4 separate regions of the Homo sapiens genome follow, and all the other regions are linked to region 1. A link is a loop called in an ENCODE intact Hi-C map of the cell type or tissue named here. Cell type or tissue: endothelial cell of umbilical vein. All regions are shown on one strand. Region 1 has its middle 100 kb from the start of LINC01611. Region 2 has its middle 37 kb from the start of TBX18-AS1. Region 3 has its middle 22 kb from the start of TBX18-AS1. Region 4 has its middle 44 kb from the start of TBX18-AS1.

The links. Hi-C counts contacts between places; a loop is a spot of excess contacts. Peaks named below come from ENCODE experiments on the same cell type or tissue, not always from the same donor. Only the 100,000 strongest peaks of a DNase experiment are listed, where the experiment ranks them.
Region 2: it touches region 1 in a loop (7-fold over the local background); 3 of 110 quality-filtered maps call a loop at or near these places.
Region 3: it touches region 1 in a loop (4-fold over the local background); 3 of 110 quality-filtered maps call a loop at or near these places.
Region 4: it touches region 1 in a loop (5-fold over the local background); 3 of 110 quality-filtered maps call a loop at or near these places.

What each region holds. Positions count from the first base shown.
Region 1 is chr6:84,572,576-84,577,575 of GRCh38, reverse strand. No RefSeq gene overlaps it. Among named protein-coding and RNA genes, the nearest start is that of LINC01611, 100 kb to the right of the region's middle. In endothelial cell of umbilical vein, no CTCF peak of the experiment used is centred here; a DNase peak (open chromatin) is centred at 2,075; H3K27ac peaks cover 1,461 bases.
Region 2 is chr6:84,650,218-84,655,217 of GRCh38, reverse strand. No RefSeq gene overlaps it. Among named protein-coding and RNA genes, the nearest start is that of TBX18-AS1, 37 kb to the left of the region's middle. In endothelial cell of umbilical vein, no CTCF peak of the experiment used is centred here; DNase peaks (open chromatin) are centred at 1,857 and 2,657; H3K27ac peaks cover 3,228 bases.
Region 3 is chr6:84,665,017-84,670,016 of GRCh38, reverse strand. No RefSeq gene overlaps it. Among named protein-coding and RNA genes, the nearest start is that of TBX18-AS1, 22 kb to the left of the region's middle. In endothelial cell of umbilical vein, no CTCF peak of the experiment used is centred here; a DNase peak (open chromatin) is centred at 2,236; H3K27ac peaks cover 1,840 bases.
Region 4 is chr6:84,643,106-84,648,105 of GRCh38, reverse strand. No RefSeq gene overlaps it. Among named protein-coding and RNA genes, the nearest start is that of TBX18-AS1, 44 kb to the left of the region's middle. In endothelial cell of umbilical vein, no CTCF peak of the experiment used is centred here; DNase peaks (open chromatin) are centred at 2,115, 2,935 and 4,055; H3K27ac peaks cover 3,204 bases.

The DNA of each region.
Region 1 (5,000 bases):
GATCGAGACCATCCTGGCTAACATGGTGAAACCCCGTTTCTACTAAAAATACAAAAAATTAGCCGGGCGCCCGTAGTCCCAGTTACTAGAGAGGCTGAGGCAGGAGAATGGCGTGAACCCAGGAGGCGGAGCTTGCAGTGAGCGGAGATCTTGCCACTGCAGTCAAGCCTGAGCGAAAGAGCTCTCAAAAAAAAAAAAAAGAAAAGAAAAGAAAAGAAAAGAAAAATTAAAAAATACATAGGTTGACTCAAATATAAAACCAATATCACTGCGGATCAGAAATGGAACAATGTACCAAGTATGGAGCAGATAAGCCAAGAAATTTCAACCAGTGTTGACTAGGGGAGTTTAACCAATGTTGGCTAAAAGGAACCAAAACTGCTTCAAGTAAGAGAAGGACAGAGCCCAGTCCACTGATTGAAGCCAGGGCCTGGAAGCGCAGAGCATAAGCCACGGCCCCTTCCCCAACTCTGTTTCATGAAAGGACATAGAAAAAAAAAAGCCAATTACTGTTTGGAGCTATCTATGGCTTAGAACAGTCCCAGGCAGTGAAAGGTCAACACATATTAGACATCATCCTATAAACAGGAATTGAACTAAATGGCCTACTAGCTTGGTTACTCAGTCTGCTATATCTCCAATGTTACCATGGGCCAAAAGCCTGGACATGCCACCACAAGATCTGATTCTGGACAGGTCTCTAGAGAGGCCAATGGAGGTGGAGAAATATTAGTAGGGAAAAAGGGAAACACATAATAACAAGGAATGCTTCACCAGGAATATGTTAAAATTATGTACCCTATATATACCATTGAGCTCTATAAAACAAAACAGAATCATAAGGAGATGTTGACAAATTCATAGATGTAGAAATTTTAATATTTTTTGCTTTGTAGCACACATATGTCACATCAAGATATCTAGAATATTTGCTAATTCCTCATCACTGGGTTCAATCAGCATGATGTCATCAGTATAGATGATCAGCATAATGTCCTGCATGATAGATGATGCCATAGAGATGGACAGATTATGAAAAACAGTAAAAAACTGGCATGGCTCTTAGATGAAACTGCGGAGGGTGCTGCTGTGCCTGGTAGTTGAAAGTAAAGGGTGTCTGGTAGAATTTTTTAATAAATAAAGAGAAAAAAATTTCTCTAAATCAGTTTCTGCAAACCAAGTACCACAGCAAGGGTTGATTCTATTCAGCAGAAGACTGCATCTGGAACAGCAGCTGTAATTGGAATTACATCTTGATTAACCTTATGATAACCCATGTCATGCTCCAAGGTCCTCCTGTTTCCTACAAAGCCAAATAGGCTAGCTTAATGAAGATGTAATAAGAATTGCAAACTCTGCATTTTTAAAATTTTTGATAGTGCATTAACTTCCTCAGACATGTGGTGTTGATTTATTTACTTTTGTTATTTTGATAGAGAATGGCAGCTTTAGAGGCTTCTGCTTGGACCTTCTACCAGAATAGCCATTTCTCTGCACATCTAGCAACTAATATGGGCATTCTACAGGTAGCTGGGTATGTCTACTCCAGTTATGCATTCAGGCATGGAGGAAACAACCTTGGTCTGGATTTGGGACCTCTGGACAGACCCAGGCCAAAAATTCATTTGTTATTTCACCTTTTGACTATTGGACCACCATGTGATTTGTGACCCCTAGGAATTAGCAACAGTTCAGAGCCAGTATCCAGTATTCACTGAAAGTCTGAAAATGTACATTTTTTCAAAGACAAGTTACCTTGGTAAACAGCTACAGCTCACTTTGAGAAAGGCTAGGAGGAATAGTCTTGGTATAAATTTTTGGAAATGTAACTGAATTCTTCCTCAAGAAGACCCTGCCCTTTCTTCATCCAAAAGGGTCTGGCTCAGGCCTGAGAATTAAGTGAGATCATGGTTTTCCACTATGGTGATACAGAACAGGTTTCTATTTACCAGACTTAGAGTCTTTGCCACTTATTAACATCCTATAAGACTTGTACAGGCTGCCTATCTATTTCAATCAAAGGGACACCATGACCAGTTAACCACAGGAAATCTCTGTGTGAGTCAAACTATTCTAATTGTTTCTCCAGCCCTAGTACCCATTAGAGTAACCACACACACTTTGTTTCCGGTGGTTAATTGCTGCTGACATCATTGAAGAAAAGATTCAGTTATCCCCAAACAATTCAGGGAGACTTTTCAATGTCAACACCTGCTACTGTCATCCATAACCTGCACAGAAGTGTCACTATAGGGCCTTTCAAGGATGCTGGTGCTGTTTCCTAATGTACTTTTCAAAGTTTAGGTGAAAGGAATGCCTACTGGACCCACTAGAAAACAGAATTAAGCGGGGATGACCTTGTTACATCTAATATATCCATATTATTTCTAGCACTCTGCAACAGAAATGTTATAGAGAGCTGTTTTGCCTCTTTATGCTATCTATGGTTTTCTTTCTTTATAGTTTGTTAAGGAAGTTGTAGTATCTCACCCTTTATTTACTTAATATAGGCAATCATTTAATATAGCCAATCAACCCATCTGTTAGATACTAGGTCTGAAAACAGGGTAAGGTGATATGAGTTCTTGAGGATAATCCACTTCCCCTTGCAGGAAAATTAGTCTAGTGGGTGTTGTTGATACTCTTTAGATAAGAGTAGGTTAATGGCCTCAGGGGAGCAAAGGCAGCTCATAGTAACAAGGGATGCCAGTGGGATATGTGATTCAGTGATTCAAGTTACACAGCTTCACCAATATCTATCTACTCAAATGTCCCAAAATCAATCCTCAGAGTTTCACTCTATCTGAATCAATGCCATAACTTTAATATAAGAGGCATAGGAAGGTTGTAAATTCATTCAGTGTTGTGATTCGGTGACCTATGGTAGAAGGCCTTCGTTTTTAGAAATTTCAGCCATACAGCTCCAGGAAATAAGGATTCTCTCATATCATTTATAGAAGTTGTCTAGTTTTTCTGTTTGTGGTTTAAACTGTAAATTCAGTCACCAAGCTTGTCTTTTTATTTTGCATGTTCTACAGTGCAGTCATAAGTAGCCAGTCCAATGCACAGCCCTACATTTTTTTAATCCATATTTTATTTAAATGCTACATGGTTTCTCAAATCCTAAACTTCTTTAGTGATTCAACTTTGACAACTAGTGAAGAAAGTTTTTAATGTAACAGTTTTATAATACATACACAACAAGTACACAAATTATAAGCAATCATTTTGATGAACTTTCACAAAATGAGCACACTCTTGTAATCAATACCCAGGTCAAGAAACAGGACATTATCAAAACACCAGAAGCCAGTCGTGCCCTGCTTTAGTCAATAAAACATTCCAAAATAAAAACTATCTTCATTTTTAAACCTATAGGCTAGTTTTACCTATTTTTAAACTCTTTGTAAATTAAGTATACAGATTATTTTTTAATTTTCATTTTTATTTTAGATTCAGGGGTACATTTGCATGTTTGTTACAAGGGCATATAACGTATGGCTGAGGATTGGCTTCCACTGGTCCCATCACCCACATAATGAACATAGTACCTACTAGGAAATTTTTCAGCCCTTGTACCTCCTGCCTCCATCCTCCCTTTTGGAGTTCCAGTGTCTATGGTTCCCATCATTATGTCCATGTGTACCTAAAATTTAGCTTCCACTTATAAGTGAGATAATGTGATATTTGTTTTTCTGTTTCTGCATTAATTCGCTTAGGATAATAGCCTCCAGCTGTATTCATTTTGCTGCAAAGGACATGATTTCATTTTTTTGTGGCTGTGTGGTATTCCATCATGTACATGTACCACATTTTCTTTATACAGTCAACTGTTGAGGGGCACCTAGGTTAATTCCATGTCTTTGCTATTGTGAATAGAAGTATGCACATTTTAAAATCACCTTTATAGTCCTAGAATAAACACTTGTTTGATTTCCTAATTTTTTATTACTTTTGAATTTATGTTCATGAGAAAGACTGGTTTCTAGTTTCCCTATATTTTATTGTCCTTTTGAAGTTTTGGCATCACGTAAGAGGCATAGGAAGGCTTGGCATCATGGTCATGCTGTACTTACAAAATTAATTGGGAAATACTTCTGCTCTCTTTCTATTATCTCAAAGAATTTGGATCAGACTAACATTATTTCTTCCTGAAATATCTGGAAGAGCTTATCAGTGAAGCAATCTAATCCTGGAGTTTTCTTTGTAAGAAGATTTTTGTTAACAGCTTTAATAAACTGGAAACATATAAGGTATAATAAATTTCTGTCACCACAACAAATTACCACAAATTTGGTGACTTTAAACAACAGAAAATTTATTCTTTCATAGTTTTAGAGACCAGAAGCTTTCAAAATCAATGTGTCTTCATGGTCACACTTCTTCCAAAGACTTCAGGGGTCAGTCTTTGTCATTGGATTTTGGGTTTACTCAGATAATCCAAGATGATTTCATCTTGAAAGCCTTAATTTAACTGTATCTATAAAGAACCTATTTCCAAATAAGGTCACACTCACAGATTCTAAGTACACATATCTTTTGGGAGAGGCCAGCATTTAACCCACTACATAAGGCTAATCAGATTCTTCTACTTATAAATAAATATATATATATACACACATAATTTTTTAAAAAAATTTCTGCATTTCAAGATATCAAGCAAATAATTTTACAATTTTGACTCTATTCTTAGAGTTTTAGTAAGTTTTGTTTTCTAATGGAAACTTCTATTTTGGCTTAGAGTTCAAAATATATTGATAGAAAAACGTTTATTATTATCTTTTTAATGTCTATACAGTCCATACTAATGTTCCCTTCCTCTTTCTGTTGATGGTAATTTGTTTTTCCTCTCTTTTTCTTTTATTAGTCTTGCTAGAGGTTTATCAATTGTATTTATCTCTTCAATGAACCAACTATTGTCTTCAATGATTTTCTCTTCTAAATTCTTTCTGTTTTATTGATTTATATTCTTATCTATTATTTCCTTCTCTTGTTATTTA
Region 2 (5,000 bases), 78 kb before region 1:
ATCCTAGCAGAGGTGCTCTAGACAAGTGGTTCTCAAAATGTGATCCCCAGATTAACAGCAGCAGTATCCCTTGTAAACTTGCTACAAATGCAAATTCTCCAGCCTCACCCCAATCCTACTGAATGGAAAGCTTTGGATGTAATGCCCAATAATCTATGTCTTAAGGAGCTCTCTAGGTAATCTTAATACATGTTCATGTCTGAGCATGAAGTCATAGAGCCCTCTGAGAACCACTTCTCTAGACCAACCAGACTGCCAATTGCCAAATACATAAGTGGGGCCATTCTAGACCTGGGGTAGGCAAGGCACACAGTCACAGCCATGTGTTTACATATTGCCAATGGCTGCTTTCACACTACAACAGCAGTGTTGAGTAGTTCTGACAGAGAAAACATGGCCTGAAAAGCCTAAAGTATTTACCATCTGGTACTTTATAGAAAAAGTTTGCCTACCACTGTCCTAGACCAACCACTTCCAGCTGTGTCACTGGCTAACAAGAGACATCAGCCAAGCTGACAAGGATTTTTAAAAACTAGCCCATCTAACCAACAGAATTCTGAAAATACAATAGTTTGTTGTTTTAAACCATTAAAATTTGGGATGTGTTTGTCTACATCAAAACATGCATTTTGAGTGCAAGACAACCAGGTGCCCAAATAAGGTTACCTGTCAGAAAGTTGATCACTAACTCTCACTGCCTTCTAGAAAATGGTTCCTTTGCCCTTCATCTCCAACCACCCACCCATGATCAAGGCTTCTCTTTGTTTGGTGAGTACAATAACCTTTCATCACATTTTAATGTTCAAATTATATTTATTTAATTTACAGTTATTATTATTTCTAGAAATTTAATCATTCATTTGATATATTTTGCTGTCTGTAAAAATCCTTTAGTATCTTGGATTCGAGTGGAACATATCATTTTAACCATTAAAACTAATGGAGATATTTGTGTAATTAAATGCCTTTCCCTTAGCAGTTGAGTTAGCAAAAATAAAGTTGTTAAAAATATAAAATCTTAGAAGAAATAGAAGGTGGTAGTGGTTATGTCTCTGTAGTGGGATTATGAATGCTTTTATTTTTTGTATGATTATATATTTTATTTTCTCATTTAAGTATTATTTTTAAATCAGGACTCCCACACTCCACAACAGATACTACTCATGTTACTTTTTCACTTGAATTTAGTCATGTCCTGTGTTCCGAAAAATATTGCATATATTTTACGATTTTAAATGACTAATGCCTGGGTTTATCTTTAGTACTTTATTATGTATTGAACTTGAGGTGTTTGTGGTGGGAGGAGGCCTAATTTGAGATATAAAATAGATAATTCCAAGTTGATTTCAGTCACAAAGCAGGCAACAGAAAGAACTGCCTCTTTGGTTTGGCCGTGCTATGGTCTGAATATTTGTGTCTCCCCAAAATCCATGTGTTAAAACCTGACCCCCAAGGTGATAGTGCTAAAAGGTAGAGCCCTTGGAGGTGATTAGGTCATGATTGCAGAGCCCTTGTGAATGGGATTAGTGCCCTTATAAAGGAGATTTGAGGGAGCCTTTTTGCCCTTTCCTCCATGTGAGACACATATCAGGTGCCATCTATGAGGAACGAGCTCTCACTAGACACTGAATATGCTGACTTTTTGATCCTGGACTTTTCAGTCTCCAAAACCATAAGCAATAAATTTCTCTGGTTTATAAGAACAGGTCTAAGGTATTTTGTTACAGAAGCCTGAATAGACTAAGGGAGGCCATTATACATGGCAATGATTGAGACTCTGAGACTCTGCCGTAGGGAGAAAGTGAAAAGAAAACATATTTCCTATTTGATAGTGTTCTCCAGATCCTATGAAAATAGAAAAGGAGGAAGTAGGTTTTAATGGGAATAGGAAGGTCATAAAGAAAGACATTTTGTGGGGAATGAAAGAGAAAGTTTAAGAACACTGCCAAGGTACGTTGAAAAATTCTCTTTTCTGTATCCTTTCAAATCTAGATGAGATCACCAACCAGCTGGTACTGTTTAGATGAAGAACTTGTTAGAGACAGAGATATGGGCAAAATGACCTGTTGAACCTTCCAGCCTTAGAGTTTTGTTAACATGAACTAGGAGTGTGAGATTTAACAAGTAAAGTTTTTCCTTTTGTTTCAGGTTAAATATATTGATTCCTGATTATTCAAAGATGTGCGTCAGTATTTGGGATTGGTTTGGATTTCCACTCATGGACAGATCCTAATAGTATAACCTGCAAGCATTCTGTGTGCAAGCTTTACTGGATAGATTGTTAATTGCATTTGCCAGCATGGCTCAAACGAGTCATGAATCTAATCAGAAGGCACGAGTCTATTTCAGAAAGTCCAGCTAGACCTTGTAAATTCTGGCAGCAGTAGTTGAGGTGTGATGCTAGAGGTTATATGAAAATACACTCTGTACCACTTTTAAAATGTATGAAAGTGAAAAAGAAACCATAAGTTTTTGACTAAATTAGAAAAAATATAAGTATTTTGTTCAGAGACCTATAAGATAAGGCAAGTCTACTTTGTTTTGTTAAGGCTATAGGATTTTTATGAGGCAGAAGATCTCATCAGTTTGCTAGTACCACAGATGGGGTTGCTTGGGACTGATTCAGAGAAAAATGTCTGGAATGGATCCAGATTTCAAGCGGGGGAAATAGCAGGAATTGCTTTCTTCTGACTATGTTCAGTGTTTTCAGTATAAATCACTTATCAGCCAGAGGTCCTTGTAACTTATGTACTAAGGTATTTTTTGTGTGTGGAAAAAACAGTAACAGGGGAAAAATTAACTAATCTCTTTAATAAAGCTCTGGTATTCAAAGTTCTTTTGGGCACAATTGCCAATATTTTCACCACCCAAGATGAGGTGAACTAGCAAGTCCATTGGGCCTCATGGTCTTATATTCTTACAACTGAGATGACAGCTGTCACTCACATGCAAAATCTCCTATTGCCATAATATCCCCTGTGTTATCACTGTGCTTGAAAATAAACAAATTCCAAACTGGAAGGGTTTGGCTTAATTAATAATAAGATTTTAGGGCTTTATACTGGTGTGAAATTACCCGGGGCTATTCCAAAAACACCCTAGACACTATCCTTCTTTTTCTGGAACTGATTTTTCTCAGGATTTCTCTTTGGCAGCTACTTAGGCTAAGATTGCTTGGGTGCTCTTTGGCCTGGAGAAGTCTATGTTTTGGTTGGTCTCATCTACCAAAAAAGGCCTCTTATCTCTGAAACTATTTCAACTCTTCCCAAGAATTTAGACCTAATAGTAGGGTGTCTTCTGACGACCTTACCTAAAGTACTAGAAGGGTGAATAAATCACTGTAGCAAGTGTCTGGTAGACACAGCCACATGCTTCTTGGGAGCCAACTGCTGCAGGTATTTGTCTCTAGCTGAAAGCAAAACCAAACTTGCTGATTGGCTGGGAAAGAAGGCAGGAAGCAGATAAGAACTTGACCTCAGGCTTGGTGTCCAGGAAGGGCCTTCATGATGGTGCCACACTGCTCTGAATGTTTCAGCTGATGGTAGGCATTTAGTCCTTGGCAGGTGTTCACCTACCCAGGCAAAACAAATCCCAGTGTCAGCTCTCTTTTGCATTGCATGCTGAAAAGTACTGTAGTAGATTTCACAGGAGGACTCTGTTCTCTGAACTGTAAAGAATAATTGGAATTATCTTAGGGGGAAGAAAAAAGAGAGGCCCTGAGAAAGAAGTTCATGAAAATGGAAGTGCTAGTTCTAGAAGAAATCTCAAATCTTATGTTTTGTTTAATATGCCATACTTGCCTCATAATGGGTGGAGAGTAGAACTGTGGCCCAGGTAGACATGACGTCCTCCTCATCATAGGAATTGTTTTTTAAACATCCCCTATTTGCAAGGAACTTTGGTAACAGAAAGTTGTGAGAACCAGTCCCAGTTCTCAAGGAAACAGACTAGAGGAGGATGGCTAACAACAGTGGAAGCTGGAAGGAAAAATGGAATTGGACAAGGCAGGAATCGGTGAGCTCTTAATATGTGAGACCATGTTTCTCTCAAGCAGAGAGAAGGCAGTTTAAGTGTGAGTTTAAAAAGTGCCCATAAAACTTATGGTTTTATTCTTTGTTTTATTCTGCCTTTAATTTTAAGGAAAATTACCTGTGTGGACTATGATGGCAGAGAAAGGTGATTATTGATTCATTTACTGAATAACCCTTTGGTTTTCACATTTGAGTGGTGTTAGAATAGGAAAATAGAACAAAGTCCACATAACCTGACTTAGTTTTCAGGAATCTGTTATTAGAATATTTGAGTTTAACTGGCTTATGCAATTAATTTCCTCTGCTTTTAATGACTTAAAAATTCTTCAGATGCACTGTCTTTTACATTTTTATTCTCGATGACATACTGTATTACATTGGTCTACTCTAAATCCCATCTGGACTGAGTCAAGAGGGGTTCCATATGAGTGGATCAATTATTCATTACATATTGAAAATGGCTACTTTATATGAATGCTGCAGCCCTATAAGTCCTGCATAAAATTTAAATGATTCTATTGACTCCTAATTAGCAATTACTTTTATCAAAAGGAGGATTACAAAAGATATATGCTATAGTCTGAATGTTTGCATTCCTCCGTTATTTATATGTTGAAAGCTAATCAGAAATGTGGGTGGTAGGGCCTTTGGAAGGTGATTAGGTCATGAGGGTGGAGCCCTCATTAATGGAATTAGTGTCCTTATAACAAAGGCCCCAGGCAGCTGCCTTGTTGTTTTCCACTATGTGAGGACACAGTGAGAAGACACCATCTGTGAACTAGGAAGCAGGCCCTCCCCAGACACTGAATCTGCTAGCAGCTTGATCTTGTACTTTTTAGACTCCAGAACTGAGAGAAAGAAATTTCTGTTGTTTGTAAGCTATCAAACAGGCTGACAATGAGCAACTAATTATATCTTGATAAACTGTGGAGTGTTCTTCACAGGCTGTCTATCTCCTAATTCTGTTTC
Region 3 (5,000 bases), 92 kb before region 1:
TCAGCATTTCTGAGGGGCAGTGTAACAGGCAATAAGAGCGCTGACCCTGAACGCTGGCTCATATCTCATTTTCTCCATTACTAACTGGGGTGACCATGGGCAAGAATTGCAACTTCTCTGTGCCTCAGCTTTTTCATAATAGTAGCTGCTCCACAAGAATTCTATAAGGTTAGAATGAATTACTATATACAAAATGCTTAGAACAGGGCCTGGAAACAGTAAATTTTATATAAGGTTCTTTTTTTTTTTTAATTTTCATCATTATGATCTCCCAAGAAAGGATATAAGGGAGGTACTTTTTAAAAAAATCTTGTATTTTTATTTTATACTCTCACTTTATGAATAATTTGGCTGTGTATATAAATCTAGGTTGAAGATCGCTTTATTCACCTGAGACTTTGAAAACGTTTCCATTGTTTTCTGGCTACTTAGGGTTCTTTTACCATTCCACGTCCTGTTTTTTTGTATGTAATCTATTTTCATTTGTGTTTGTTTATTTTTTTTCTGTTTAGTTTTGTTTACTCTCTCTGGAAATTTTTAGTATCTCCTCTTGATACCTAGTTATTTCACTATTTCATAAAGATATGCCTGTATATGGGTCTTTCTAAATGATTGTGCAGGCAACTTGGTGAGCTCTTTCAAATCTGGAGATCACATCCTTTAGTTGGGAGAGTTCTTCTATGTTTTTATTATTATTATTTATTTCTCTCTAGTTTTTCTGCATGATATTTCTGGAACTCCTATTAGTAACATATCTACCTTCCTAAAGAAAGCCTCTGGTTTTCTCATCTTTTGCCTTCTCTTTTTCATCTCTTTCCCTTTTCATTTTAATTTTGAAGTATTTCCTCAACTTTACTTCACAGCTCTTCTATTGAAACTTTTATTTTAGTATGTTTCATATTTCATTAAATTTATTCTTCCCTGAATGGTCCTTATTATTTTTTTTTATACTTTTACTTTCATTTCAGAGGTACATGTGCAGGTTTGTTGCATAGGTAAATGTATGTCATGGGGATTTATTGTACAGATTATTTCATCACCCAGGTATTTTATTTCATCACCCAGGTATTAAGCCTAGTACCCATTAGTTATTTCTCCTGATCTTCTCCCTTCTCCTATCCTCCACCCTCTGATAGGCCCTAGTGTGTGTTGTTCCCCTCTATGTGTCCATATGTTTAGCTCTCACTTATACGTGATAACATGCAGTATTTGATTCTCTGTTTCTGCATTACTTTGCTAAGGATAATGGCCTTCCGTTCCATCCATGTTCCTGCAAAGGATATGATCTCATTCTTTTTCATGACTGCATAGCATTCTATGGTGCATATATACCACATTTTCATTATCCAGTCTATCGCTAATGGGCGTTTAGGTTGATTCCATGTCTTTGCTATTGTGAATAGTGTTGCAATGAACATACATGTGCATGTGTCTTTATAATAGAATGATTTATATTTCTTTGGGTAAGTAACCAGTAATGGGATTGCTGGGTCAAATGATATTTCTGTCTTTAGGTCTTTGAGAAATTGCCACACTGTCTTCCATAATGGCTGAACTGATTTACACTCTCACAAACAGTGTGTAAGCATTCCTTTTTCTCCACAACCTTACCAGCATCTATTGTTTTTCGACTTTTTAATAATAGACATTCTGACTGGTGAGAGGTGGTATTTCATTGTGGTTTTAATTTGCCTTTCTCTAATGATTGATCAGTGATGTTGAGCTTTGAGCTTTTTTTATATGATTGTTGGACACATGTATGTCTTCTTTTGAGAAGTGTCTGTTCATGTCCTTTAGGAACTTAAATTTACAAGAAGAAAAAAGACCCCATTAAAAAGTAGCCCTTATTATTTTTAATAACATGTTATAGTTTAGTGGCTACTGTATCTTATATGCTAATATTAGTGTTTTAGAATTGTCCCAGTTCTTTTCATTGCTCTGTTACATCAAATTCCCTGTTTACTTGTTTGTTTAGATGTCTGTCTTCCATGTTAGAGGCTTCCCCAAAGAGTAAACTTCCGCCATCCTGGACAAGAAAGAGAACTTGTAAGATCTAACTGCTTCTCACATAAACTTTTAACCAATCATGCTGTTTTTACTTCTGCCCCTGACCTTTTGTTATCTGATGTAATGTCTACATTCCATAGCCAAATTTTTGCCCTTCTCTAACTTTGCTTATCTTTAAGAAACAGGATGTCTACTGTAAGAATTTCCCTTTGTAATCAGACCAGCTGAGACTGGTTAGAACCAAGATAGCCTATCAAATGACTTAAAAAGACCTTACGCTTCATTATAATCTCATTTCCATCTAGATGACACTCTCACCAGTGCCATGACAGTTGATAATCACCATGACAACAACTGGAAGAAGTCATAAAAGGAAAAAAGGAAGACAGCACTACTGGTTCAGAGAAGTTTACCACCCTATTCTGGAAAAGGCATGAATATTGCTCCCTTTGCTTTTACTGTACAAACCCTTCATTAAAGAGACTCTATATTTTAACCTCGTCATCCTTCACTAGTTGAGAAGTTGATTTGCAAGCCACATTCCCACTTCTCTATTCCCTGGCTATTGAATAAATCTTGCTTTGCTTGATGCTCACTTTTGGTTTCATGTATTTGCTCTGCAATACGTAATTGGAAACATCCCATCTTTTGGGGCTACCGGGCTTTTTAGTAATATTTTGCTTTTATAGAAACTTGGAACTCCAATTCCTGGGCCTTTCCCCAGTTCAGTGACATGAATTGCTTATGTCTTAGTGTCTTTCTCTCTTCTCCCCTACAGGCACATAGGTTTCCTCACTCTGTTAAGTCAATGTTCACTCTTCCTTTTAATTTTCTTCTTCAATTTTTGTGGATATCTTCATTTGCTTCCATCTTCTGTAATGTTTTCTTTGTTTCTCTGTGTTATACTTTATTATTATTTATTTGCTTATCATGCTCTAGCCTCATTTTAATTGGCTTCCAGGGGAGACTAGAGATAAACATATGTGTTCAGACTATTATGCTTAACCTGAAGTCTGTAACATTTTTCAATAAACACTTTTAAAATTCAGAACATTTATTCAGTGCCTACTATATGTCAAGCTCTTGGCTGAGAAGCTGCTCCTTGAATTTTTAGTGTTTACAATGATTATTGAAAATATATTTCAGGCTTCATTAAACCAAGCTCCTTATGTATTTCTGCCAAGTAATAAATATATTAAGTAAGTGATTCTTTTTTGCCTGTTGCAGTTACTGAATATGTCCAAAAAGAAAACATTTAAACAGTATTATGTTATAAAGTTTTCATAAGTCAGATTGCTTTTCTTCCAACTAGTGTAATTCAGAGTGCTTTTTACTTTTCGGTCTTCGTGCTTGTGAGTGTGTATATGTGTGCAAGTGCGTATATGTGTGTGAGTGTGGATGTATGCATTTGTACCTATAAGTGTATGTGTGAGAATGTGTATATGTGATGTGTGCCTGTGAGAGTGTGCATGTGTGTGTATGAATGTACATGTGTACAGGGGCATAAAAGTGCCTATATGTTTATCTATGTGTGTGACTGCGTGTGTGTGTGTGTGTGTGTGTGTGTTTATGGCACAAATAGGAAACAACTCTGCTGGTGACACTAACACCAAGGTCCTCATAATCCCTCCATGCTCCTGTTCCTCCACTTATAAAACTAGAATTACCATTCGTCTTGTAGATACTGAAATGCATCTTATTATAAAACACTGGGAAATAGCTCTATTAGACATAAAATAAACTGCTGCCTATAAAACTGGGATTAATGAAATGTTAGAAGCAAAGGTGTTTTTACTCATGAGGCTTATGTTCCACTCAGGCAGGATTACTGGGTCTGGATTTGTTCTTGCTTCCTGGAATTATATTGCTTTTCCATTTGAGAACCCAGTCTCCAGTTAAAGAATTATGTTGATTAGCTACCAAGGGGTTGCCTTTGTTCTTTGCCCAGAGGACTGGTGGCAAAACAGAGAGAGGAAGAAATTGGAAAGCAGCTCATCTTTAGTACTAAAGGGCCTCCAGGGAGTTCACTGTAAAAATTAAATAAAAGTGAATAAATAAAACTTCCCTTAAAACCTTGCTATGTAACACCTGGAATGTTCATATAACTATGCAGCTATCTATTCTACATTCAGAGATATAAAGGAAAGACTTCTTTTAACCTGATAGCATAAGGTTTTAGATAACAAATATGCCATCCTTCAATCTCAAGTAAAGAAACACTTACTTCATTCAACAGTTAAGTGAGCTGCTATCTGGCCCTCATTATATCTGTGATTTAGAAGGACTATCCAGGCCTGTGTTGTCCACATCAGAGACTACCAATATAAAATGCAGCAAATGGGATTTTTATCTTTCAGCACTCCTCAGAGTTGTTGCACAAGATACACTTCTCAGTCTGCATATCATCAATCTAACGCAAACTATTATCTCTGCACAAGAGACTAAACCGAAAGCTCTTATGCTCAGCATCATACATAAACATACCTGACACTCACAGTTCCCGGGATTCCTTGAAACTCTCTGGGCCATGCAAGATGTTCCATGCCGTGACAAACCTGGGCTGAAAGTAAAAGGGCACTATCTCATGAGAAGTTTGTTGACAGGTTGGGGAGTGAACATTTCACCAAAAATCAATCAGTGATTTGTTCCCAGGCTTCCAAATTAGCTGGCAAATGCTGGCATATCAGTAGTAATATTATCCTTAAAAGTCAAGCTCAAGGTTCATACTTTTGGTTCTTGCAATTAAAAAGATATGCATGGAAACCTTATATTGTTTTCATTTGCTAGCAATATTATTTACAGATTCTAAAAAAATTGAATTTAAGCCTCTTTAAAAAATTATAAGAATGTTGTATCTTTGGCAAAGCCCAGAATAATGGGCAACTTACACCACCATTTTGACCTTGTATAATTTGACATGTTATCTTGCTTTTTAAAGTTTTCTTCTTACAAAACCATTTTCAGGGTGAATGTTCAACACAGTTCTAACTTTT
Region 4 (5,000 bases), 71 kb before region 1:
AGACATAGAAGAATTGACTCATAAACCCAATATCAAATTATAAATCTAAAGGTTTTTAATGAGCTTCAAATATGAATAAATGGAATTGGATATTCTTTAGAGATTTGTATCGTGATTGATCATTACACTTCTTTACTGTAGAAACATTTGCTTTTATCTAAAATATATTATGGGCCATTTGGAAACAGAATGCCCTCACTCTCAATATCCGTCCTCAATTGGGAATTATAGAAGAGAATTGCGTTGTGTGCTGACCCACTGATTCTGTGCATGAATAATTGTAGGGTTATATCCTGCTCACAAAATCAAGTACATATCAATAAATTGCATATGAGGGAATTTTTATCTGATGGTTGAGAATGAGAAGGGAGTACTGGAAGTCTGAAGAAAGCAGAGAAGTTTTTATATAGTCATTATAGAGAACAGAGGGTGAACTGACCAAGAATGGTGATGCCAGGATGGCGCAGGAGGTCGGTAGTCTTGAACTGGTCTGCTTCTTTAAGAACTATTCTATGTCTGTCTGCAGGTGCACAGAGAAGGGAGGAGATCGTATTCACCCAGGGTTGGGTTTTGCTAGGCAAGCTGGTACAAAGAGATGAAGGATGGTTGGGAGCTCTGATCCACCTCCTAGATAAACTTTATCTTTGAAACTCTGAGGAGTTAATTCATAGCATCTTAACAAACATAAATCCAAACATTAATTCCAACAAAATGAAGCTTCCTTTTTCTCTAACTGTTGGACCAATTTTAAATGCCATTTTAAAAAAACTAAGTGCAAAGATTTCCAGTGCTGAGATTACTTAATTGTGAAGATACTTCGATTTTGTAGAAAAAACATTCTCAAAATCAATGCTTTCTAGTAGATCTAGCCATTTTATGACTTGGGCCTCCTTAAGGAACTGAAGAAAACTGCATCCATGTAAACATTTACAAAAATTTCTGAACAATTTCAATGATGAAGTCCAAATCAAGAATGCACCAAGCACTTTAATAAAATTAGTTGGTATTTTTGTCCCTTAACATTTACTGCTCCTCCAATAGTACGCCAATTCCATTTTGTGTCTTGGTGGGGAAGTAAAGCAAGATACCCTGACTTCCTCTAACCAAGAGGGAGTCATATAGTCCAAACTAGACCAATCAGATTTTTTTCTCCCTAACTGATCAATCATTAGCCAAATTGCAAAGATGATGGAGGAGGTGAGTGAGGGGTAAAATGGCTAAAAGGCATTCACTTTTTACTGTTAGTAAAGAAAATTTATCTATGTCAGATAGTTGAGCACTTCCTTTTGACTAAATGCCAGTGCCATCCTGTGCTTGTTCTAGTTCCTATCCTGTTTCTGAGCCTTATCCTCTGGCCTTTCAAACTTTTTTCTCAACTGCCCACTGTCTCTTCAATAAATTTTATTTCATATATTAGCCAAATTTGTTAATTGTTGCTTAATAGTAAACAACACCAGGATAATCTGACCCAATTCAAACTCTATATGTCAACAATGTAACTTTGATGGGGGAAGAGCTCAGATGATTGATCTTTATTCAGAAGAATGATTTTGTATTTAATTTTCATATGTAGCAAAAACTCAGTCTTCCTTAACTTGGCCTCTTGATAAGAGCCATCTGGTAGGTCTCAACGTATATGTTCCTCTTGCAAAGGTGTATGCACATTCCTTGGTGTTCTAGTTCCACAGAGCATATTTCTCAATTTTATTTTATACAGATAGCTATTATAAACATTTTAGGATTTGAATATAAATGTTGGCGGTAATTCTAATAAGATTCCAACCACAGGAAAATTGGACTGGGAAGATTTTTTTCCTACAAGCATATGATGAACTTTTCATTTATCACTAGCCAGAGATCAATGAAATAATTAATGTCTTTTGATTTAGATTCTTTAGACTGGATTCAAAGTGAATGCTAAACTTATTAGTTGAGTCTAATGGTAGGTACAAAAGACTGGAATGGCAAGATACAAGATAAGGATAGTGGACGTATATAAAAGCCTTCTCTAATTTCTTTAGTTACTTTCTATTAAGCTTTTTGTTGTAATGGATACCAGAAGGCCATTAGAAGTTTGAAATGAGTCACGACTGTTCCATGCATGAGCAATGTGTCTTGGCCAGAATGACAATACAATTGGGAAGACAAGAGAGACTAGAAAAGGAAGCAAACAACTTCCTAAGCTCACTCATATTAATAAAATATTATTGAATTCATTCCATCTTAATTAGCTGGTCATATACAACTCATATAGGTTAGACTGAAAGTTAGTCTACTTTATATTTTAAAATGACTGTGCTTTATCGTTCCCAAATTGCAAAAGCAAAGGTTTGCCAGATAACCCATCAAGCTCTGTGCCAAGCTTCCTCTAAGCAAACCACAGACCTGATTCTGCTGATCTATATCATTGGCGAAGAATAAGTGGACTTCTGATCTTTTAAGTTTCTCAAAAGATCCATTTGAATATGTGTCTATTATCAAAAACCACCCCAATCTTTTTTTTGTAAACATATGGAGCATAAATAACAAAAACTAATTTTAAAAAATTTTTCAGCTCACCTATTTCTAAATTTAGTTAAAACCACCTTATGTTTGCAGTTCTTCCTTGCGATTTCCAAGTCTATACATTACTTTTCAAAGATAACAGTGTTGATTGTTTCCTAATGGCATGGAGGAAAGTAGCAAACCTCTTTAGGAAACTAACTCAGAACCTTACCAAAATTCTGAGAAATCCAGGCATGTGCCTAGTTCCTCATATGTTTCTAGCATAGAAAGTGGCAGCTTCTGATCTTGTCCCTAATGTGTAAAGAATGTTTCAATACTTTTGTTGAAGATGAAGGAGAAGAGAAATTTTGCAAAAATGTCTGTTGTAAAATGCCTGGAATAAGAGAACTGGCATTAAGTGCTAAGAAGTATGAGTCAGAAACAATCATTCATTTCCTCATTTGGTAAACAAACATTGAATGCCTGCCCTATACCAAGCAGTCCCTCCAGTGAGGAATTCAATGATTAAGAAGTAAGTGAACAATTACAATATAATATACTAAGTTGTGCTGGGGAAAGCAGGTGCTGCAGGAGCTCAGAGAAGGAGCAGGACTCAGGTGTTCATAACTAACATAGGAAAGATTTAATCAAGTAGCAATCTGTGAGTTCAACTTATGGGAAAATATAGTGAGCAGGCACTACCAAACTACAAAGATGAAACCCAAGGAACCATCGTCAAAAAGAACTCCCAGAGAGGGAGGGAGAAATGGATGCATGTTGAGTGGCAAAGATGCAAGTGAAGGCAAAAAGGATAAACAGCAGTTCTGCAGCTTTATTTCTTGGGAGAATCTGGGAAGCTTGTTTAAAATTCAGGTTCCTGGGTCCCATGCCTAAGACTGTGATACAATAGGTCTGGGGAAATATCAGGGAAGCTGCATTTTTAAGAAGCATCCCGTATAATTCTGATTCAGGCAGTGCCTTCCGACCACACTTTGAGAAGCACTTTGTATAGTCGTAAGTCTCTGTCACAGTGTGGTCCCTTCTGCCTGCTCACTTCGTCCAGATCTTTCTGAGGACAATATTACTAGATTTTTCTCAGCATTGAAGCGAACTGGTATTCTATAAATTTCAACTAAACAGATGCTTTTATTTATTTTTTTTAAATCAAGCATTTTGAAAACATAATGTGTTGGGGACCAAGGCTGCTGCTCAGCACTTCCTCTCTGCCATTCCCACCTTGCCCTGTTCTTGGAGAGCAGGCTCTGGATGCCAGGTTCAGTGTAGCCTAAGTGTGAGCTACTCCCTCAGTAATGTGGATGCTATTGGCAGCATAGCAAGTATAACCTTTGTCTAGAGAATCCATTTCTTAGCTCATATCCCCTCTTCCCCAGGTACCTTTCATGACCCCTATGGAACATGTGAAAATCCCTCTGCAAGCAAAGTAAACTCACATCCTGGCTTTGATTGAGAATTAGACCAACAGAAGGCATACTGTGCAGCACTAGCTTCCCATAGCAAGGATGGATCCTAAGGTGTGATTTATAGTAACACCACTCTCTTCTGTAGTTTACAGACCTCTTTCCCTGAGCAGTGAGTTAAACATGTCTTATTAACACTGGCAATTTTAGCACTTCCTTCCTCATGTCGTAACAGCTACTTCTATAAGGATTCTTGTTAAGAAACAACGCCCAGATATTGACAGACTGCAGAATTTTGCTGCAGGCTTTCCCAGGGCTGTCCACTAATTACTCTGGTCTAGTAAACTTGGTGAAGCCCAAGATTCAAATACATTTTAAAACATATCGCTTTTTAAATGTGTGTTTTTGAATGAATCAGTTTTATATTTTAAGACACTGCATTTTTAAAAAATTATGAATCATTATAAACACACATACAATGAGAATTACATAATAAACCTTCTTAGACTCATTACCAAAATTTAAAAATTATCAAGATTTTCCATTTTACTTCTATTGTTTGTTTGTTTTCCTGAAGTATTTGAAAAGAAATCCTACCTCCAATGTCATTTGATCTTTAAATATGCTGACCATTTCTCTAGAAAAATGGGGATTTTCCTACCTACTTAACAGTGTCAATATTACCTTTATCAACAATAATTCGTTGATGTCATCTTGTGCCTGGTCCACAGCACTTTTCCTGAAATGTCTCAAAATATCTTTTTCCAATTGTTGTTTGGTTTATATCAGATAATAGTAAGATCCACACATTCACTTTGTGAATAATTCTGGAATTGGGTTTATGAAAGTGACCAATCAAATCATAAAGTTTTATTTTTCTGAAACAAGCACACAGTATGGCACTGGTTCTTTCTGTTATCTTCCTTCTTTCCTCCCACAAATCTTGGGAGCAAAAAAGTCAACCTCTTTTTTCTCAGGCCATCTTGCATATCATGTTTGTGAGGCTTAAACACAAGAGTAATATGAAGTCAAACCAAATCAGCTTCACAGAGATTCCCTGAACCTCCATTGCAGCTTTTACGATGAAAATGGAAAGAG